Linked DNA regions of Homo sapiens: regions 1 and 2 are each linked to region 3. The links are chromatin loops, found by intact Hi-C in ENCODE. Cell type or tissue: heart left ventricle. All regions are shown on one strand.

What was found. Hi-C counts contacts between places; a loop is a spot of excess contacts. Peaks named below come from ENCODE experiments on the same cell type or tissue, not always from the same donor. Only the 100,000 strongest peaks of a DNase experiment are listed, where the experiment ranks them.
Region 1: it touches region 3 in a loop (5-fold over the local background); 9 of 110 quality-filtered maps call a loop at or near these places.
Region 2: it touches region 3 in a loop (5-fold over the local background); 21 of 110 quality-filtered maps call a loop at or near these places.

The regions. Positions count from the first base shown.
Region 1 is chr6:46,701,532-46,709,531 of GRCh38, forward strand. It overlaps TDRD6 (tudor domain containing 6), which reads left to right. Exons shown (of 4, transcript NM_001010870.3): 4 at 327-2,788. The coding sequence ends at 356. It overlaps PLA2G7 (phospholipase A2 group VII), which reads right to left. Exons shown (of 12, transcript NM_005084.4): 9 at 7,796-7,887; 10 at 6,460-6,630; 11 at 3,622-3,770; 12 at 2,670-3,165. The coding sequence ends at 3,029. Among named protein-coding and RNA genes, the nearest start is that of TDRD6-AS1, 17 kb to the left of the region's middle. In heart left ventricle, a CTCF peak has its summit at 3,243 (motif pointing right); no DNase peak of the experiment used is centred here.
Region 2 is chr6:46,415,696-46,423,695 of GRCh38, forward strand. The region is part of intron 2 of RCAN2 (regulator of calcineurin 2); the gene reads right to left. Among named protein-coding and RNA genes, the nearest start is that of RCAN2, 72 kb to the right of the region's middle. In heart left ventricle, a CTCF peak has its summit at 4,030 (motif pointing right); no DNase peak of the experiment used is centred here; H3K27ac peaks cover 3,403 bases.
Region 3 is chr6:46,987,727-46,995,726 of GRCh38, forward strand. No RefSeq gene overlaps it. Among named protein-coding and RNA genes, the nearest start is that of ADGRF1, 51 kb to the right of the region's middle. In heart left ventricle, a CTCF peak has its summit at 3,395; no DNase peak of the experiment used is centred here; H3K27ac peaks cover 1,011 bases.

The DNA of each region.
Region 1 (8,000 bases), 290 kb before region 3:
ATGTGAAAAATATATACTAATCAAAAAGGAAAAAGAACTAATTGATTATCAGCCTTGTTCACACCATTCTCTAGCAAAATATAAAATATGCCAATTTCATAATTTTTAGAGAAACTTGATTTGATGGTACAGTGTGAGAACCAAAATATTAATAAGAAAATAAAACATTGTTTCTATAGAAATAATGCCCTATAGTAATTAGAATACTCATCTGTCCCCTCTCCCTTTTAGAGAACATTACATTTGTCATGGTAACACCCATGGAAATAAATTTTTTTGTTTGTATGTTTCTTTCTCAGTTTGAAGTTTTTCTCTTTTTGTTTCAGAAAAGGGGTTTGGAGGTGATGGAGATTTAACCGTGGATCTATAGCTGTGGCCAATCAGTCAGAAGCTGCCCTTGAACAAGTGGCATCTTACGCAGACCAACAGAGTATTTGAGAAAATTGAAAACATGTAACCACAAGAAGTTGTCATTTTCAAAAACTTCTATATAGGTGGAAAACAAATTAGGTCTCAGGTTGATGGTGGGGTGTGTTTATAGTGATCCTGTTATATATACAGATCTGGGATCTTTCGTCTTTATTGTCTTACGTTTCTAATTAGTTGGGAGGATTTATTTTGCTAAACAGTTTACTAACACATTACATTTCAAAAACTATTTTGGTACCTTTCAAATACAGTGTTTAAATTAAAATAGAAAAATAAGGGCTCATGACAAGTACATTATTTGATTCTACTTAGGATAGCTTTTTAGCAGGATCTCCTTCAGAATTTTTGTCTTGACTTTGAATCTTTGCCTGTTTGTCTAAACATTTGACTAACATTCTGTTTGAATTTGGAAGTATTCTAATACAAGATTTGAATAAAGTTTATCCTTAAATAAAGTTTATCCTTAATATGATGGTCTCATTTTATTAAAAAGGAAATAGAACTCTTAAATATACTTGGTTCCATCTCTCCTCTGTAATGGAGGATTGGGGAAAGCATAGTAATATTAAATGTTAGCTCTTATGTATTAGTCACTTAGCTTATACTTTAAATGCATTTTTTCACTTTATTCATCAACTTTGAAGTGCATATCAATATTATCCATATTTTATAGGTGAGAAAATTGAAGCTTCATAAAGAGGTTAAATAACTTGCCTAAGGTCAGATAGCTGATGAGTCTCAGAGGCTTGATCAAACCCAGACCTACCTAACTTTGAAGCCCATGACTTTTTAAACATGATTTTGCAAAGCATAGATCTTAGCTTTTAGAAACAGATCTGAGCTATATGCTGCTTAACAGATATGTGACATGGGCAAATTATGTAATATTTTGAACTTTGATCTTCATCTGTAAAGTGGTGATAATAAAACCTTTCTTGCAGTGTTTTTTTAAGATGAGAAATAATTGATATAAAGTCCCTGAAAAGGAGTAGGCATTTGATAAATGTGTCTTTCTTTACCCTGAAAAATACTCAGTGTGCACTATGTTAGGTTATTTCTTTTTAACCTTAACTTATTAGATATTTTCAATAGTTATTTTCTCCTTTCAGCATCAGCATGCGCCACCAACAAAAGACTGTAAAAAACAAACAAACAAAAAAGTGTTGAATGGGACATCCATACAGTTGGAATGCTTATTTCTAAAATGAATAGGGAAAAGGTTTGCTAAATGAGACTGGGGTAAAGGTGTATCTCTGTGAAGCATTATCAGACTCTGAAGCCTAATGGAAATAGAATTATGAACCTTAAAAACCCATTATAATTTCCGTAAGTAGAAGGGAGAGAGGTTTGCATTAAAAGTAATTGAGGTAGATGAGTATATTACTTATTCCTGGAATAATGAATAGACAAGTTTGGCTTACTCATATAGATAATATAATGTGAATTGCCAGAAGCAAAGCTCAGAGAAGATGCATTAGGATCAGATTATAGGAAGCCTTCAATTTCAAGCTGAGTTTAACTCCCTATTTTAAAAAATTTAATCTGAATGGCTACAGAAGTAAAATTTCTCAGAATGAGTGACTTTGCACCTGACACCACTAAGATAGGACTAGGGTACCAAATGAGTGGTATAAATTTTTATGTCCCCTGGGAAATAAAATCATTTTCCATGATTCCCATATTTATAAGTATAAATTCTTAAGCTATATTTTTACCTCCATTTAATCGTGTTATTCTGTTTTACTACTACATATAGAATTGAAAACATTAAATAAAATTAACTGGAATATGAAGAAGCTAAATGTAATTCTGAATGTTTTATTATCCTTCACAGCCTTTGTGTGAGTAACTAATGTATTCTAACTGGAATCCCTGCTATATGCTGTAATACCTGTGGAACCTTTCTTTAGCAAGTAGAATGCCTTAAAGAATTAAAGAAAGTGTCAAAAAATTACCAATTTAATCCACTGCCTTTGCCTCATCTCTAATATTCTTAACCCTTCTCTACTCCTTTTAGTCATCATTTGAAATTGTGTAGTACCACCAATCCTGTGCTGAAACAATGGCTTTTGCTTGTTCTAATTTTTCTTACCGTGACCAAAAGTCAAAGAGAAGAGCTGCCAAATTCTACCTAGAATATCATGTTGCTATAATTAAACTCCACTGCCCATAGTAGATAATAAAAGGCAAGAAATTGTTTTTTACTCTATGTTTAGGGAGTCTTGTATCATTGCAACAGGTTTTCACTGGGATTTTGCCTGTTTTAATCTACTTGTCTGTCAAAGTAATGTAAAAACAGTTTTTAACTTCGACACTGAAAAGGAATCATCTTTAAAATTAAAATTTAGGCTGATATGAATATTGTATACTGTATTCTTTCTTTACATCTAAAGGGAAAAAATTCTTAGTCCAAGCTTCAATCACGATTACAGTATAGCCTACATTTTAAAATATGAGTCCTTTGGGAAAATACATTAAAATTCTCTCTCTCTCTCTCTCTCTCTCTCTCTCTCTCTCTCACACACACACACACACACACACACACACACATAATTTTAGACAGTTTTGAAACAAGACTTTTAAAAAACCTATTTTAATCCTAATTGTATTTCTCTATTCCTGAAGAGTTCTGTAACATGATGTGTTGATTGGTTGTGTTAATGTTGGTCCCTGGAATAAGATTCTCATCATCTCCTTCAATCAAGCAGTCCCACTGATCAAAATCTTTATGAAGTCCTATAAAATATAAAGTGTTAATCAACATATTAAACTTTTGAGAGCATTAAACAGTTTGGTGCCCCTAGGTGGCAATAAAGATTTACAAATTACACAAGTTCCGTTAGGATGGTAGAGACGATGTGCTCTGTATCAGCTGCCTCATGGCTGCTTTAGCAGCTGAATGCAAACGGGATAGGAGTGAGGCAACCTGCTGTCAGTATCCTCAACATGGAAGTCCACTCTAGGCTTCATACAAAGAATATTACCTTTAACAGTTGGATTTGCTTTCTATGATATAGAGGATGTAAAGCAGCAAAATTGACTTTCTCAAATTTCTGTTTTCAAATTGATATACTGCTTTGTTCCATTGTAAACCAACTGGAAATAGTTTAAATAGTACTAAAGCTGTATTAAGATAGACAGCTTTGTCCTGAGATTCATCTGGTTTAGGTCATGAAAAAAATAGTTTCTTACCTAAATGCTTTTGTAAGAATGCTAATGAAGCTTTGTTGCTAAGATCAATAGCTACATTTGAATCTATGTCTCCCTTTAATTTGAGCATGTGTCCAATTATTTTGCCAGTTGCAAAAGTGAAGTCAGCAAAATTCTGGTGGACTGAACCCCTAAAAGAGAACAAGACATTTAAAAGTCACATTGTTTGATAAAATTATTATTTTTTTAGTTAGAGTGTAAGAAAGGTACTGGTCTTGTTGGTCTGTTTACTGAAAACCAAAGAAGAAATAAAACTTGTAATTTGATCTACTTAGATGTGTTTCAAGGGTCACAGGCTGTTTGTTTAGGGATCCCAGAGTATATTCTTCTTCCCTCTAGAAATACAACTCAAAGAATCTTGTTCTTGCTTGGTATCTTGATTTTAGAAGAAATGATTCTTGCTTTTTAGTGAATTGGAATACTTCCAGTTTGAATACTGGAATGTGTTCTGTATTGAAGGGTCCCTGAACTCAGAGCCAGAGCCTGCTACCTGCCCTCACCACTGAACGTGGTATGTATTTGATGCTAGTCACTTTAAATTTAAATCACTTTAGATTTAAGCCTTAGAGGAAACAGATTTCAAACACCACTTTTCCCAGTATTAAACTGTAAGCACTTTATAAATATCATTTGCACTGCTCTGTAAATTCATCAATAGCCTAACGTCAAATAGAATGGCCTTTTTTAAGTCCTCGTTTTCTACCACCACTGGGACATTTGACACTTGATGGCCTTCTTGCACTTTTTTTCTTTACGTTTCCTTAACATTGCACCTTCCCTTCTGACGCTAACCACTCTATGTTCTTCACTGGCTCTTCACCCATTTCCCATTGGCTGAATGTAGGCATTCCTTAGGATTCTACTGGCAGACCAACTCTTTTCTCACTTTGCAATCTCTTCTACTTCAAATGTTTCATCTGTGTTATCATGTAAATTATGTAATCATCCAATGTGTGGCCAGACATCTGTGTACAGATTCCTCAGTTCTCAAGCTAAGAAATTGTGAAGTTAAAAGACATCTTCCCAGTCCTGCCCAAAGCTGCTCTGCCTCTTGACTCTGCTGGTTCTTATAAGCAACCCATCATTCTTTTAGTCATCTAAGCTCAAAACAGGGCCACTTAACTCCCTCTCACTCTTCCCCACATTGTAGTAGGAAACTTGAATGTCAGAAACATAAAGAAGATAAACAGCAGGAATACAAGAGAATTGCGAGCAGAAGCTTGGATGATCTGACTGTAGAGAACTGCCAGAGGAGAAGAAATGGAAGGAGTGGTATAAATGACAGGAGAAGCAGCAAAGAGGTGGGTCATAGTAGCCAAGGGAGCAGGAAGAGGGGTGGTCAGCAATGTTGAACAGATGCAGAGAGCAAGGTTGAGACTCTGAAGAGGCTGCTGGTGTGGCAGGCAGCAGGCCTTTAGTGTCTTTGTTTTGGCATGCCCGTGGGGGCCCAGGAAGCTAGACCACAAGAGTCAAAGAGTGAATAGAAGTAAGCACATGCAATGACTAATATTGGCTATTCTTTGAAGGTTTCTAGCAGAGAAGGGACAAAAGCAAAGGTGAGAGCTTAGTAAGGAAATAGGGTTGAGGGAAGGTTAGGTGTTCTGTATTATTTCCGTTTTAGAATTAGAAAGAGTTGCACATACACATAAGCTAAATGAAGTCCTTGCCTGAAATACCTAAACCCTTCCTTACTATCTAAACTCTCTTGATCTTACAAAATCCAATTTTAGTGTCATCTATGAATCCTTTTCTGTTGGAAGAGACCCCTCTATTCTCTGAGCCCATAGTGTTTATTGCCTATACTCCATATATTTCCTTCCTGCCTCTTCTCTTCTCCTAAATAAACCAGATTTCAGATAGGAAAGGGGTGAGTTCAGGTCCATCTTTGCTTTGTAATATCTCATCGAGAGTTCAAAACCTTATCAGGAGTTCTTTTTCACCTCCAGGATACAAGAATTGCCAACACGTCATGGTACCCCATTATAGCTTTGGGGAATTTATAAACTCATATTCTTTCTCAACAGGTTAGTATATTGCAGGTCTCAGTCGATAATCTGACTTTTTCTTTAAAGAGTTCCTACCCCAGCCTAATGATGGAATACTTCCCCCTAGCTCTACCCCCAAAAATCTGTAGGCATATTCTGGTGTTTAGATTGAAGTAGCATGTAGTATAATGCTAATTTTAATTACCAGTGATATAGTTTGGATCTGTGTCCCCACCAAATCACATGTCAAATTGGAATCCCCAGTGTCAGAGGCAGGGACTGGTGGGAGGTGATTGGATCATGGGAGCAGTTTCTCATGGTTTCACACCATCCCCCTTGGTGCTGTCATTGTGACAGTGAATTCTTGTGAGACCTGGTTATTTAAAAGTGTGTAGTACCTTCACCCATCCCTCTCTTCCTCCGGCTCTGGCCATGTGAAGTGCTCATGCCCCGGTTGCCTTCCACCATAATTGTAAGTTTCCTGAGGCCTCCCCAGAAGCCGAGCAGATGCCAGCATCATGCTTCCTGTACAGGCTGCAGAACTGTGAGCCAATGAAACCTCTTTTCTTTATAAATTACCCAGTCTCAGGTATTTCCATATAGCAATGCAAGAACAGACTAATATAACCAGTATATATACTATATACGTTAACATTCCCATTTTAAAAAGAGTAAGACTAAATGTACTTAGAAACTGAGATTATCTAATTCTCTCCTTATTGAAAGTCTAAACAACCAATTCAGCAATTCTTTAATAGTTACCAAATGATATCGATTGATATTTACCCAAGCTTCAAGTTTGTTTCACATAATGAAATAAGTCACTAATACTTACCTGATTGTAATCATCTTTCTTTCTTTATCAGGTGAGTAGCATTTTTTCATTTTTATGATATTAGCAGGATATTGGAAATATTCAGAGTTGATAAAAAAGAGGGGCTGAGGAATTCTGGAATATACTTCATCACCCAGTGGAAACATCCATGCATCCAGGGCAATACCACATCTGTAGATATTTGTTGACAATGATGAAATTAAACTGGTTACATACTAGCCAACATTGAGGACATCCTAATAATGCTAGGATTGGTGGACACGCACCATACCAGTTTATTATGGGTTATCTCATTGGAATAAAGAGGTATCATACTTCAATGTGGGAAAGGGATATGATTAACTTTGTAAAGTAGCAGACCTGGAATTTTATATAATCATTTTCTTTATATGCCTTTAGGAATTGCAACCATTTGAGTGATATATCCTTAAAACTTTTTATTCAAAATAAATTTTAGAATACATAATAATTTCTTCAACACTGTGGAGTATCTGAAAAAGTATAATAAATACACCTTTGTTTTCAGAGCTTTTATGCACCTTGTAGTGTATTTATTATAGCTTTATTAGAGTAACAATTGGGCCCATTACTTTATATTTAGAGGCACTTCAGCTGAAAAACTGTCTGAGGGTTGAAGAAAAACATATGGAGCATATCATTTGAAGATGAAACTAACTTCCTTTTTAAAAGTAAGTTTATCCTATGTTTCCTGATCTTTTGGTAAATGGATCAAAGAAGAGAATTCTTACACTGAAATGGACTTTTAAGAAATTTGAGGTGAAGTTTCAAAAATGATCCTGCCCACTCTCTGTACGGTTGGTTCTATGTGATCTCATCAGTCTGGAATGAAGGTTTAAGAAAGAAAATGTTCCTGCAAGCTAGAAAACTGGGGTCTTGTCCCAACTCTTACCCAAATAATTGTAATTTTAGATCCAGCTCCATCTTAAAGGTGGAAGGGGGAAAAACCTAATTAAAAAATGTCCTGCCCACTGGAGAAGTCTGGCAATACTGTTAAGATGACAATATTATTATCACAATCATTATGTCACAAAAAATTATATAAAGATAAATTTTTCAGTGAAAAGTGTTAACCCCTTGGGTAAACAAGAATAATGAGGGAAAACTTATGGGAGTAGGGGGAGATTTTAATAGCAGGAGAGGTAGATGTTTTAGCCTAGGAAAATGTATATAGAGTATTTTATGGGGGCAAAAGAATAGCCTTATAAACTCCAAGAGATCCCTTCTTCACTAAGAATTTGAATAAAAAATTATATCTCACAATATAATTTCTTCCAATAATTTACTATTCTCTTGCTTTACTATCTTATTTTCTTACCTGAATCTCTGATCTTCACTAAGAGTCTGAATAACCGTTGCTCCACCAAAAGAATGTCCAATTACTGCTATTTTTTCCCTATCAATAGAGTCCTATTTGAAAAAGCATGATATAAATTTATAGCTATTTCGTGGTGTTAGAAGAAATGATTTTGTCAATCATATAATTGTTCATTTCATGGGGATGGTTAAATACATTGATTTCT
Region 2 (8,000 bases), 570 kb before region 3:
TTTTAAAAAAAAATTAATAAATAAACTAGGGTGATGCCCAGTCATAGAAGTTCAAAAAGATGAGCATGTGAAGGACAAAACAATGATTGTACATTTCAAAATAATGAATTTCATATACACTCGTTCCTCAATATCTGTGAGAGATTTGTTCCAGGATCTCCTATGAATACTAAAATCCATGGATACTTGAGTCTGTGATATAAAATGATGTAATATTTGCATATAACTACTAACAAACTCTTGGATCATTTAAATCAACTGTAGATTACTTATAATACTTAGTACAATGTAAATGCTATGTAAATTGTTGTTATGCTGTATTGTTTAGGTAATAACCGACAAGAAAAATGTCTGCATATGTTCAGTACAGACACAGTATTTTTTAATACTTTCAAATCACAATTGATTCAATCTATGGATTCAGAACCCATGGATACTGAGGGATAACTGTATATGAATTATCTCTCAATAAAGCTGTTATTTAATATGAATAAAGAATAAATCGATTAAGTAAGATTTTGTAAAAAATTAAGTGAGCTAAGGGCTAAGAAGAGGTCTTTGCAGTTGACCACTTAAGGCACCAATCACCTCTAAGCAAGCAATTCCAATAATGAAGGAATGGCAGAAATTCAATTATTGTAAGCAAAGAGTAAGAGGGTCAAAAGTGGAAGGATCTAGTATGGTACCTTCTTCCTCAATAAGTTTAACATCCTTTAAAGTTTCATTTTTAATATAAAAATAAACATTGTTATTGTAGAATATTGGAAAATAGATAGCTTTTTAAATAAGAACAAAATGAAAGTTGTCTGATTGCCTTTTTCTTTCTTTTCTTTTTTTCAGATAGTGTCTCGCTCTGTCACCCATGCTGGAGTATAGTGGCACAATCATGGCTCACTGCTCCCTCAACCTCCCAGGCTCAAGCAATCCTCCCACCTCAGCCTTCCGAGTGGCTAGGACTTGGGACTACAGACATGTACCACCATCCCCAGCTAATGTTTTTATTTTTTGTAGAGATGGGGTTTCATCATGTTGCCCAGGCTGGTCTCGAACTCCTGGGCTCAAGCGATCCGCCCACCTTGGCCTCCCAAAGGGCTGGGATTACAGGCATGAGCCACCGTGTCCTGCTCTGATTTTCTACCATACTGATAACAATGGTTAATGTTTTGATAGATATTCCAAAATTTTTTCTGTGCTTATTATAGAACTGAGATTATAAAAAACATTCAGTTTTATAATTTTTGTCCAAAAAATTCAATCTTACAGCATTTACCATTGCATAAATGTGCCATCATTTTAAACCATTCTCATATTGCTAGACTTTATTTCTTCCATACTTATTTTGCTATTTTCACTGTGATGAATATGTTTGTTCCTAAATCTTTGTCCAATATTGCTTTACTATTTCCTTCAAGTAAATGCATAGATGGAGAATACATGTGTCATAGATGGAAAATGCTATGTCAAAATTCATGGGCATTTTTATGACTCTTGCTGTATTGTCCAACAGCTTTTCAGAAAGGTACCAATTTACAATCCTTCATGAAGGATTCACTACATGTTCTCCCCTACTGAGTGTTAGCTTCATTCACTTCACATATTTGAGAGATAAAAATGATATCTCACTGTTGTTTGGATGTGCATATCTTACCTCAAAGAGCTCTCACGTAAGATTTATTCTTTAAGAGCTATAATTTGTTTCTAAGCCTCCTGATTAAAAAGTCAATAAAGAGAAACAAATTGATGAAGAAAGATTATGATAATGAACTCAGATTAAAATTTAGTTTTAAAAAACCAAGAAAGGGACATATCAATTTGGATAAAAAGCAGGACACTCTTCATTTATGATAACCAAGAACTGCAGGGAAAGAATCCCTCTATCATTCAGTTGCCATTACTCCTCTGGCCATTTTCTGAAGTCTGTTCCCCAAACAATACAGGAGCTGGGGTAAAACACTGATGTTCCAGTTTTCTCTAATTCCTTATATATAATCTTATCGACATAATCCAACATATTCAATTTCATTTGGGGGTAGTGTATTTCAGAGAAACGAACTAAAACGCTGTCTTAAGTATTTGTGTGACAGGTCTAATGCTACTACAATAAAAATAAAGCTGCCATTTCCTAAGAGCCAGGCACTGTGCCAGGTAATTTACACACACAATTAATTTTTGCAATACTTAATTGCAGAAGCTATTAGATCTATTTCACTGATGAGAAAACTGAGGCTTAGATTTGTTTATTTATTTTTACTGTGATAAGAGTCACACAGCTATTAAATGAATAATCTGAAACTTGAATCCAGCTGTCTGGTGCAAATGCCAATGTTCTCTCACAAATCCCACCTTTGTTTTGTACATCATTTGACATTAATCATATATGAGATTATTATCACTATCCTTATTTAAACTTCAAGAAAGGAAAATTATGATAATATAGTAATATAACATTATCTTAACAAAATATCTTATACTTTAGGTATCTAACGTCCATTATAAGGTCAGAGACAAACAACCTGAATTTTTAAAGCAAACACTTTAAAACTCTAAAGCCATCACTAAAAACTAAGTTATATAAATGTGCAAGTTAATCAATTAAAACGGAAATAATAAACACTTCAAATATTCCTCTCTGACCCTTCCAAAAATTCTTCCACTTCATTCAGCCCTCTAATCATTAAAGCTGCCACTTTTTCGCCATCCAGAATCAAAGTAACTTGCTCCACGTCCTCAATTCCTTACAAAATTTGGATTTCATATCCCACCCCTCCTTACAATCAGTGCCTTGTAACCACCCTTTAATGACTACGTGGATCTTTTTGTCATTCTCGTCTGACCAGTCTCAGTGTCCCCAGACCCACTGACCCACACCAGACACTCTACAGGTGGAACTAGTCATGTGCTAGGAGCCAGCTCCCATCCACTCTGGGGGAGTGGCTTAAATTTCCAGGAATTTTATCGGCTGATTGTTAAATATAATCATCTCTAAAATATGTGTGTGTGTATATATATATATATATATATATATATATATATATACAGTTGCAGGTAAATGGATTAAGACAGAAATAATAAATACTCAAAATTCAATGCTTCTTTAGAAAATAATGTGATTGGCCGGGCACAGTGGCTCATGACTGTAATCCCAGCACTTTGGGAAGCCGAGGTGGGCAGATCACAAGGTCAGGAGATCAAGACCATCCTGGCCAACATGGTGAAACCCCGTCTCTACTAAAAATATAAAAATTAGCTGGGCGTGGCGGCACACACCTGTAGTCCTAGCTACTTGGGAAGCGGAGGCTGCAGTGAGCCGAGATAGCAAAAAAAAGCCCAAAAGAAAAAAGAAAATAACATAATTTGGCTACAATCTGTGCTCTTCAGGCCGTGTGCATATATTGTAGGCATATGGTGAAAATACGACGTAATAGTGAGCTACAGTACATCTCTTCTCAACCCTACATTTAGTGATGCCATGTGGAAAGTTTGAAACCAGCCACAGCGGGAGCATTTACACCATGGAAGTCAGCAAATGCTACACATCAGGGCCTTTTAACCAATAAGCCAGTTGTAAAGCATTTAATAGTATACCACTAGATAAGGCCCAACAACCTTTTTTCAAACAGGCCTTCCAAGTGATTCTGATTCTGCTAGAGCTTGAGAACCACCGGTTTAGAAGGCCTAGTATGCTCTTCTCCCAATATTCCAACTTCTTCCTCATCCACACACAGAGTACCGGAGTTTGGAGCTTGCTTCACTTCAAAACCAATCTATCACAGCTTCAAACCACCTGATTTCATCCACGGAAGGTACATGTTAATATGAGAAAGATGACTTTCCCTGGGACCCTGTTTTAAATTTTTGCCCAAGATTTTATAAAAATAAATTGTTCTAAGCAGATTATTTGTTTATTTAATCTCAATTTAGTATTACTTCTATTTTTAAAATATAATAAAATTACAAAATATTTTTCCCCTGAAAATCATATCTCATGGAACCATGTCATCCAGACTCCATTTAGAAGTTGGCTGCTGAATAATGAAGACCAGCAGATGGCAGCAGGGACTCTTGGAAAGAAAGCCTCACGTCTTCAAACCATTTTGGCTGAGAAAGAACATAAATAAGTCAAGCACATTTCTAAATAGTTTGCTGGTTCATTTATTCTTCGTGTTGGCAAACTGCCTTTCAAAATTCAGTATAGATTATATTCTATGATTTCATAAAAACATTAACAACCAAAAAAGTCATGTAGTCTTTTTACCCAAATTGGTTCATGCCAGACAAGAGTAGACAGATCCTTTTCACTGTGTTGTCAGATTTAAAATTTCAAATTCTCGCAGACAAGACTTAAATTATTTTACTTCATTAATATTTTTAAGTATATTTAATATTATCCCTTCTACAACCAGTTTTCCTATGAAGTTAGGAGTTAAGACAGGCAGATAAACAGAGTACAGATTATAAGCCATACAACCCTCACATTAAAAAAAAAAACAAAACCTGAAAGACTAGAGCATTTAAACAAATGTTTTAGTTATCATCGTATCACTAAAATCCATGCAAGACAATTAAATTGAGTCTGATTTTAAGAATAATACAGACTACCGTGTGCAAGAGTCTTGGTTGCATCATTAAGGGGAGCTATTTGCAAGGAGTGGTTCTGTATCTATATAGCACTGACTGTTAAGAATCCATCAGGAATCTTCAGGCTCAAGAGCGGTTCAGCAACAGCAGTAATCACAGCATGAAGAAGTGATTCTCTGACTGCTGAGCAGGGTGTGGAATCAGCACTGGAAATATTGGCAAAACTGTCCTGTTATTTTTTATAATGTCATTTCAATGTCTTCTGATTAACTTTTTTTTTTTTTTTTTTGAGATGGTGTCTCACTCTGTCTCCCAGGCTGGAGTGCAATGGTGCAATCTCGGCTCACTGCAACCTCCCCTCCTGGGTTCAAGTGATTCTCCTGCCTCAGCCTCCCAAGTAGCTGGGATTACAGGTACCCACCATCAGGCCCGGCTACTTTTTTTTGTACTTTTAGTAGAGATGGGGTTTTATCATGTTGGCCAGGCTGGTCTCGAACTCTTGACCTCAGGTAATCTGCCCTCCTCGGCCCCCCAAACAGCTGGGATTACAGACATGAGCCACTGCACCCAGCCTGATCAACTATTTTTAACTGGGCACATAAAGATGCACAGACACTAGGCAGGAGTGAATCCATAATGTGTTTTTAACATCATTTATGAATCAGCACTGTGCTAGGCACTAAGGAGGCTGAGATGAACATGATGTCATCCCTGGTTACAGGAGCTCATAGACTACTGAATTCTAAATTTAGAGGATATTCAGTAAGTTCCAGTATTTATTTCACAAAGTTGTTTTGATAATGAAATGAGATAACATTTTTTAAAATTACTTCACAAACCATCCCAGCATTGAGCAAGTGCCAGTTTGCCATTATTTCTAAATAGATGAGTGACAGAATCAAACTGATATCCAAAAAAAGAGCAATGGGCAATGATGTACAAAACAGATTAAATGGGGAAAGTAAACTTAGGCAGATTAATCAGCTGGAGTCCACTGTAATAACCCAGACAGGAGGTGGCAGAGTATGAAGTGTCTGGGGCAGTGGGAACAACTGAATGAAAAAATGAAGAAAGCACGCAGATGACTTTGTGGCTGACAGCAGGACAACAGAGAGGAAAGAGACAAAAACGCCAAAAGGATGATTCAGAGAATAATGTAATAGGAAACTCAAGTGAGTGAAGTAATTTAGGGTGAAAGATAAAGAATTTGACTTTTGACATGTTAAATTTAAGATGACAGTGAAACATCAGAGTGAACAGAGCAGAAGGAAGTTGGGAGATGTCGCAACTCACAAACTCCTACTCAACTTTTAATACCCACTGCCAATGTCCTTTCTTCCAGGAAGTCTTTCCTTGATAGTCCTCAGAGGTCATTTACTCACTTCTCCAGGTTCCAAAAGCAGTTTGTTTAACATCCTAGTTTAGCATGTTATATTGGGTTGGCATTATCTAACTCTGTGTCTGTCACTTCAATGAGACTCCATTAGAACTCATTAAAAGTAGAGAAAGTCACTGATCTTTATATCCTTAGTACCAGCACAGTACATAATTCATAATAGGTACTCAATAAATGGCTAATGAATGATGAAAGTAACCAGCTGATAAAAATAAATAAATATCAAAACATAAACATCATCTGCTTAAAGGAGATAGAAAACTGTTAGTAAATATAATTTCCAAGGAAAATAATTATTTAGAAATAAGAAGTGAGCTACGTATAGGACCATAAGAATAGATGCCTTAGGGAGTGCTGCAGTTTGGTTTGTTTGACTCTTCCAAATCTCATTTGAAATCTGATCCCCAGTGTTGGAGGTGGGGCTTAATGGGAGGTGTTGGGGTCATGAGGGAGGATCCCTCACTAATAGATTAATATCCTCCCTGGGTGGTGGGGATGAGTGAGTTCTCACTGTTAGTTCCTGCGAGAGTTCTCCTGCCAGCTGGTTGTAAAAAAGAGCCTGGCACCTCCCCGGCCCAGCCCTCTCTGGCCTCCTTTCTAGCCTTGTGATCCCTGTATTCCTTCTTCTTCTGCCATGAGTGGAAGCAGCCTGAAGCCCTCACCAGAAGTGGATGCTGGCACCATGCTTCCTATACAGCCTGCAGAACAACAAATAAACCTCTTTTCTTTATCAATTATCCAACCTCAGGTATTCCTTTATAGTAACACAAATGGACTAAGACAGGGAGTAGAGAAGAAAGAGAAGCTAGTAAAAGAAAAAGAAAATAAGCCAAAGCCTCATAGAAAAGGGATGCTTTTAAAAACGAAGGAAGACATGTTCCAAACAGATTTAAAAAGCTACCAACATCAAAGTGAATGGAGATAAAGAACATACCATAGAATTTCAAAGCCAAATTTAGTTGAGAAAATTTAGGTCTATTCCACCAAGAACAAAAATAAGAGTAATGAGTAAATGTAGTTAATTTAGTGAAGAAGCCAAGGCTATGGGAACAATCCATTCTTGTTATTTATATGCTGTACAAAGGCTGCAGAAAACCAAGTTCAGGCTGGGTGCCTATCTCAAGGCAGAGAAGTTGAAAATATTAAGAGGATTAAGAAGCTAATTTTAAAACATGATGAATAACAGAAATGTTAGCACAGTACTACTGATGAGGAGGTGAAGAGAATAAACAAAGCTCTCAAGGGCATTTTTCACAAGGAGTAATGCTATGTCAAGATAACCAACTTCTTGTCAAGTATGCATTACTTTAGGACCAGACAGACTTATCTCAGACCATCCTCCTGTGACTGTCAGGCCAGAGGATCCAGAGGACCTTGGTTCCTGGGGAGGTCCAGGTGTTTCATTTGGGGTATCTAGTGCCTTGGTGAAGGAGTGGGTCTAAGCATTAGTATTAGACCATCTGGATTCCTAATTTTATTCCAGGAAGTCCTAGTATTTGTGGATTGTTTAGGTGATTCCAAGAATCAGCCTAAGAAAGGACTCTTAAGATAATTTGCCTTCTTATTTCCAAATGAGGAGACTGGGGTCCCAGGAGGCCAAGTGGCTTGTCTAAGATCACACTGTTGATTATAGCAGACCAGACCAAGTCTAAAACCCAGGACTCTAGATGGCCAATCCTATAGTGTTTGTATTTTACACTTTTCAATATTGTAGAGGATAGAACAAAGAAAAAAGCAAGAGAGAACAGAAAAGAGACAAGATGAGACCAAGCTATTTCTCCTCCTTCTTGAAGGTTGATTCTTATCCACAACTCTGGTGAGCTCTTTCCTCTTCCTTGGTATAATATGGACTTATTAGCTCGAGAATACTGACCCTTCCTCTCTGAAGTCAATACTCAGGGTTTCACCTTCGATAGACATTTTTTAAATCTACTTGTATAAATCATTAACCTGTTTCCTTATACATTTTGTAATTTAATTATGGGTACCTTATTATCTCATTGTTTTTATTGTGATCTGATTATCA
Region 3 (8,000 bases):
CTATATTTTTGTGCACATTAACTAACCTTTCTTCATCTGTCTTCCCCCTTCCCAATCTCTGGTAGCCATCATTCCTCTCCACCTCCATGAGATTAACTTTTTTATATATGAGTGAGAACATGCAATCTTTTTCTTTCTGTGCCTGGCATGTTTTGCTTGATATAATGTTCTATAGTTCCATCCATATCCCTGCAAATGGCAGAATTTCATTCTTCTGGATCATATAGTAGATTTATTTGAAATTTTTTGAGGAACTTCCATACTGTTTTCCAGAGTGGCTCTACTAATTTGTCTTCCTACCAACAGTGCACTGACATTCCCTTTTTTCAGCATCCTCACCAGTATTTGTTACTTGCTGTCTTTTTAATAATAGCCATTTTAACTAGGGTCCAATGATATCTCATTGTGGTATTGATTGCCATTTTCCTAATGATTGCTGATAATGAACAGTTTTTCATATGCCTGTTGGCCTTTTGTATGCTTCTTCTGTAAAATTGAGCAGGCATTGCCTAAGCCATCTGGATAAAATACCCTTAAAGGAATGTTTTGCCTGAAACATTCATGGCCCACTGACCATACTTTTACAAATTTGGGCTTATTTTTTCTTCTGAAAAAGAGGAAGTAAAAAGAAAATTACTGATTGCCTATCATATTACAGGCACCAAACAAGCTGCTTTAACTTTACCTCCATTTAGGTTTCCAAAGAACCCTGCAAGGTAAATGTCATCTTTCTCATTTTACAAATAAAAAGGAATAAGATGGCCTGTCCAAGGTGGTCAGTAACAGAATTGAGGTTTGAACTCTGTCTATTGTCCCCAAAGACTGTGTTTTCCTCTATGCACATTGCTTTTCAGTAGTAATGATGTTCTATAGAATTCATGTTTTATTATTAACATTAGTGTCATTAATGTAAATAACAGCCACCATTTGTTGAATGCTTACTAAATACCGGAATCCTAAGAACTTTCAGGCTTCTCTCATGTACTCTCAACAATAACTTTACAGATGAAGTAACCAAACTTTGGTAATGTAACCAAGTTAATATGGTTAGTAAGTGTTGGAAGCAGGCCTCAAACCCATTTCTTTCTTTTTAACAGTTCTATTACATTTTCCAGAATACTACCACCCAGCATTAATCACTTCTCTGCTCACATCATTACCAAGACTTTCTTGCTTACTGATGCTCACAGAAGTGTTGCTAATAGAAAATAAAATGGAAACAAGTTCTCACCCCCATCCCCTACTCTCCAGCTTCACAATTCTGCTGATCCTAACCTCCAGCCCTTGGTCTCTAACATTCCCTATCTCAGTGGTTCCCAAATTTGAGTGTGCACCAGAGTCACCAAAGAGCTTGCTAAAATAACAGGTCCCTGGGGCTCTGCTCTGGAGTTTCTAATTCAGAAGGTCTGGGGAGAAGTCCAAGAATTGGCATTTCCAATAAGTTCTAGGTGACACTGATGCTGCCCGCTGGGGATACTCCTGAGAACCATTCTCTGGTCTAAGAGAAAGCAGGCTATGAGAAATTCATATTGTTGCAGACTTTCATATGTAAACAATTATCAGCATAGATGATAGAAGTGATTCCACGAATGTGACTTTTTTATTTCACCCTTTTTAAATTAGTTGTTGGGGAAGGGGTGGCTGCATAACATTTCCCACAATGTGGTGAAGTAGAAGACAGATAGGGCTGGCTCTCCTGCCCAGACTACCTCAGGAAGAGAGAGTCACATTATCACCAGTGCCAGGCAAAGCTTTCATGCTGTGAAGAATTATCCTTGGCAGTGCCCAGCAGCATGTTGTCATGGAATTCAAAGCTGCCTTGCCCATCCGTGTTCAGGGATATGGCTGAGATCTAAGAACTAGGAAACCTTATCCACAAATCCAATGTGTCCCTTGGCAGCACATCACACTGAGGAACTCCTTTGCTCTGGTTTCGAACATCAGGTCAGAATTCCAAAGGGGCGTTGCCTCCCATTTGGTTGGCATAATGTAGCTGTTGGCAATGTTTTATCTACAATTTCTACCCAGCAAGATAAAGTCTTGCCAAACCCATTTGGGCTGCTATTCTTCAGTGATAAATTTCTCTTCTCCCAGCGTGATACTCATGAAGAGACCCAGAATTATAGAAAGTCAGAGATAGAAGAGACCTTTAAGCTTATCAGATGAATGTGGATCTGTGGTTTTACAGATGGGAAACTGAAATACAAGGAGACAACAGGAAGAAGCTAGACCCCAAGTCTCCCAAAGACTCCCTGTCCCACAGAAAAATCTCCCCATTCCCCCACAGGAGCCAATCAAGGAAATACAACTGGGCACATTTGGTTAAGATCAAGCCAGGTGAAATGTGGACCCCCTATGGGAGAATTCATGGTAATCAGTGAACTAGGGGGACTCTTCCCCATCACCTCTTTTAGTTCTTTTCTCCAGTCTCACCCCTCCTCCACTTTGCCCAGGTTAGCAGGAGACTCTCAGATAAAGGATATGGAAAAATTACCTCATGGCGTGGTGTTAAGAATGTTATTCTGTTAAAAGACAGCCCCAGTGTACAATTTCTCTCCAAAAGGGATACACATCTATGGATAAAATATAATCTGTTGCTGCTTCCTGAGGTGAGGTCAGTGGGGAGGCTTTCCGAACAAGGGAGGGGAGCTTGCTAAGGTGAGCCCACGCCACAGTGGTGAAGGCTGAGGAGTTAACTGCAAAGCAGCCCTGAGCGTTCCAGGCCAATCCCTGGGGACCTCGCAAATCTCTGTACTGCATTCAAGTCACTGTTTTATGTTTGTTTGTTTTATTTTGTTCCCTCCACCCTAAGACCTTGGGTACAAAGTGGAATCTGTAAACAGTTTTATGTAATTCATCCACGGAAGTGGGGCTCTAGGCTGACAAACCTATATAAAATTTTCCAGACTATTCCTTCCCAAAGTAAGAAATGAATCCAAAAAGCACAGAATATTTCTAATCTATTTTTCAAACCACATATTTGAATTAACTCTGTTTTGCCCAAGGTATCCAAGGTATAACCCATTGATACGACTCAAATAATAATAATAATAAACAAAAACACTGTTTTTCTAGCAGATAAAAATTCCGTGACACCCATGGCTACTTCCCGCTTTGCTTAAAGCAGTCTTCAGTGTTTACCAGCACACTTGGGCATAAATCCAGGAAACAGAGGCATTGTTTGCCATCAGGAAACAGAGCTATTACAGTTACAGATCCCTAATCTCCTTTATTATACAAACCAAAGCAGCAACAATGCAGATTGCCCTTAATTAGAGTGGTGAGATTAAAACGCCTTTTGCACCCTCAAATTCAAGAGTGAATTTCAGGTGTATTTAAGGTTTAAGGAAGTTGTCCAGGATTTATTTCTTGGTCTGGACTGCCCCCTGAAGTTTGATAAGGGTAAGTACAGTATAGGCCTACTGCCTTCTTATAAAATGCAGATTGTCTTTCCACAGAAGAACCACTTGAGGTTGTCGCAAGATGGCTAGGTATTGACAGAATGTATCTCAAAATAATAAGAGCTATTTATGACAAACCCACAGCCAATATCATACTGAATGGGCAAAAACTGGAAGCATTCCCTTTGAAAACCGGCACAAGACAAGGATGCCCTCTCTCACCCCTCCTATTCAACGTAGTATTGGAAATTCTGGCCAGGGCAATCAGGCAAGAGAAAAAAGTAAAATGTATTCAATTAGGAAAAGAGGAAGTCAAATTGTCCCTGTTTGCAGATGACATGATTGTATATTTAGAAAACCCCATCGTCTCAGCCAAAAATCTCCTTAAGCTGATAAGCAACTTCAGCAAAATCTCAGGATACAAAATCAATGTGCAAAAATCACAAGCATTCCTATACACCATTAACAGAAAACAGAGAGCCAAATCACGAGTGAACTCCCATTCACAATTGCTGCAAAGAGAATAAAATACCTAGGAATCCAACTTACAAGGGACGTGAAGGACCTCTTCAAGGAGAACTACAAACCACTGCTCAATGAAATAAAAGAGGACACAAACAACTGGAAGAGCATTCCATGCTAATGGATAGGAAGAATGAATATCGTGAAAATGGCCATACTGCCCAAGGTAATTTATAGATTCAATGCCATCCCCATCAAGCTACCAATGACTTTCTTCACAGAATTGGAAAAAACTTCTTTAAAGTTCATGTGGAACCAAAATGAGCCCACATTGCCGAGACAATCCTAAACAAAAAGAACAAAGCTGGAGGAATCATGCTACCTGACTTCAAACTGTACTACAAGGCTACAGTAACCAAAACAGCATGGTACTGGTACCAAAACAGATATATAGACCAATGGAACAGAACAGAGCCCTCAGAAATAACACCACACATCTACAACCATCTGATCTTTGACAAACCTGACAAAAACAAGCAATGGAGAAAGGATTCCCTATTTAATAAATGGTGCTGGGAAAACTGGCTAGCCATATGTGGAAAGTTGAAACTGGATCCCTTCCTTACACCTTATACAAAAATTAATTCAAGATGGATTAAAGACTTAAATGTTAGACCTAAAACCATAAAAACCCTAGAAGAAAACCTAGGCAATACCACTCAGGACATAGACATGGGCAAGGACTTCATGACTAAAACACCAAAAGCAATGGCAACAAAAGCCAAAATACACAAATGGGATCTAATTAAACTAAAGAGCTTCTGCACAGCAAAAGAAACTACCATCAGAGTGAACAGGCAGAATGGGAGAAAATTTTTGCAATCTACCCATCAGACAAAGGGCTAATATCCAGAATCTACAAATAACTCAAACAAATTTACAAGAAAAAACCAAACAACCTCATCCGTAAGTGGGCAAAGGATATGAACAGACACTTCTCAAAGGAAGACATTTATGCAGCCAACAGACACATGAAATCATCATCATTGGTCATCAGAGAAATGCAAATCAAAACCACAATGAGATACCATCTCACGCCAGTTAGAATGGCAATTATTAAAAAGTCAGGAAACAACAGATGCTGGAGAGGATGTGGAGAAATAGGAATGCTTTTATACTGTTGGTGGGAGTGTAAATTAGTTCAACCATTATGGAAGAGAGTGTGGCGATTCCTCAAGGATCTAGAACTAGAAATACCATTTGACCCAGCGATCCCATTACTGAGTATATACCCAAAGGTTTATAAATCATGCTACTATAAAGACACAAGCACGCTTATGTTTATTGCGGCACTATTCGCAATAGCAAAGACTTGGAATGAACCCAAATGTCTATCAATGATAGACTGGATTAAGACAATGTGGCACATATACACCATGGAATACTATGCAGCCACAAAAAAGGATGAATTCATGTCCTTTGCAGGGACGTGGATGAAGCTGGAAACCATCATTCTCAGCAAACTATCACAAGGACAGAAAACCAAACACTGCATGTTCTCACTCGTAGGTGGGAATTGAACAATGAGAACTGGGACATAGGGCGGGAACATCACACACTGGGGCCTGTCGGGGGGTGGGGGGTTGTGGGAGGGATAGCATTAGGAGAAATACCTAATGTGGATGAAGGGTTGATGGGTGAAGCAAACCAACATGGCACATGTATACATATGTAACAAACCTGCACGTCGTGCACATGTACCCTAGAACTTAAAGTATAATTTAAAAAAAAAGAACCACTTGGAAAGAAACAGAATGGGACTTTTACCAACATTTGCATTAGTCTGATAAACACTGAACTACAGAGTGACCCTCTGTCAGCCCCTTCATTTGTTCTGGAAGCGTAAGAGAAATGGAGAAAATTAATCTTTCTAAAATAATTCTTTACAGATCTGGAAGAGCTTATTCAATAGAGGGCTATGCAAAGTCTAAACATGAGTTCTAGGTGAAACTTCCTGACACTGGAATTTCTTACTCTGAGGTCCTATTATATCAGTACATCAATGATCTTCATGTTTCAAACTCAAATAGTCAAGTCAGGGGCCTCATCTTCCCTGACTCTCAGCCGTATTTAACCCAGTTGCTGTCTTTGAAAACCTTCTTGAAATGTTTCTCTGAGCTTCTAGGACATAACATTCTCCTGGTTTTCCTTCTACCTCACAAGGGTGTTCATTCTCACACCTCTTTACCGGATCCTCCTCCGCTCCTCTCCCTTTCTGTAAATGGTGGGGTACACCAAGGATCTCCTCACTTTTCCACCAGTCCCTGCTAGGTTATCTCCTCTGGTCCTATGGCTTTAAGCACCATCCCTATGCTGGTGACCCCAGGAATGTATCTCCAGCCCAGAAGTTCCCTTGAACAATGGGTTGGTATACCCAGTGACTCACTTAACATCCCAAATTGATGTCTCATAGGCATCTCAAAGACCTGAAGCAGCTGACTAATACCACATAAGAGTGGAGAGCACTGAGCCTCCAAGTTCAAGCAAATAAATCAAAGCGACTTCTAATTTTAGGATATCCTGAATGTTTCCTTCAATTTACACAACACACACAGGTGCGTGCACCATTTATTTATGTTTAATGAAAGTCATGTGAATATGATTTTAAGAGTCAAATAACTCTGTGATTCCCTGATTCTCAGAGACAAGTATTTTGAACTGATTTAGCTGGTTCTTTTGGTATTTTTCACTTATTTCTAAATAACATGATTATAATACTACTTCTTGGTTTCTCACTTTTATTGATTTACAAAAGCAAAGAATGAAGATTTATCAGGGGTGTCCAATCTTTTGGCTTCCCTGGGCCACACTGGAATAAGAAGAATTGTCTTGGGCCATACATAAGATACACTAACACTAACGATAGCTGATGAGCTAAAAAAAAAAAAATCACAAAATAAACTCACAATATTTTAAGAAAGTTTATGAATTTACGTTGGGCTACATTCAAAGCCGTCCTTGGCAGCATGCAACCTGTGGGCAGAGGGTTGAACAAGTTTGATTTAGATCTCTTTTGCCATCCACTCCCCCCACCAAAACACTCTCTAGTCTCCACCTTCTCAATATAGTTACATTGTTATTAGTTTGGTTATATCAAAATCATTTCACATTATTGAGATTGTTTATATTCTATTAATAGCTGAGCTAGGTTGTATGCTCTGTTTTTTTCTTTTCTGTACAGCTTTTTGTTTCTGTTAGATGTTGTATTTTCTTTTTACTTGCTTGAATATATGTGTTCTAATCAAAATTCATCCCCAAACTCTCCTTCTCCAGTAAGTAAACCTCTTCTAAATAACACTCAGATGCATTGTTTTTCTTTTTCTGAGCAATCTCTTCTGAAGATCCAGCCTGGATCTGCCCTGTAACTGCTGTCTGGGAAATTCCCTTTATCCCCATCAGAAAGGTTCTATTCCCTCTGCTTCCTTTTCTATTGCATCCTTTGTTTTGCTGGGGTCATGTCTTCATCCTTCTAGGTTTACTCCCATATATGGCATGGCATGGCATATTCCTCAACAATTTTGAGGAAAGGGAGCATTGGAGGGAAATTTATTGAAAACTTCCGTGCATAAAAATATCTTTATTCTTCTTCACATTTAGTTGCTTCTAGGTTGCAGTCATTTCTCCTCAACATTTTGACTGTATTCTTCATTGTTTTCTAGCCTATAATATTACTGTGGAAAGTTCTGATAATATTCTGATTTTTGACCCTTTGTATAAAATCTGTTTTTTTTTCCTCTCTGAAAGTGTTTAGATCTTCTTTTTGTCTCCTGTGATCTGAAATTTTGCAATGATGTGTCTAACTATGGTTTTACTTTCATCCATCCTACTGAGAATTTGATGGGAAATTTCAATAGAGAATCTCATGTTTCTTAGTGATAACATTTTTTTCTCCATTTATTTCTTTAATGCCCTTCCTTCTGCTTCTTTCCTCTTTTTTCTGCAAACTGTACTCAAGTTTTGAAACTCTTGGTTTTGTCCTCTAATCCTCTCTTTTCTATTTTACATCTATTTTTCTTTAATTCTACTTTCTAGATCATTTCCTAAACTTTATCTTCCAATCCTTCTATTGAAGCATTT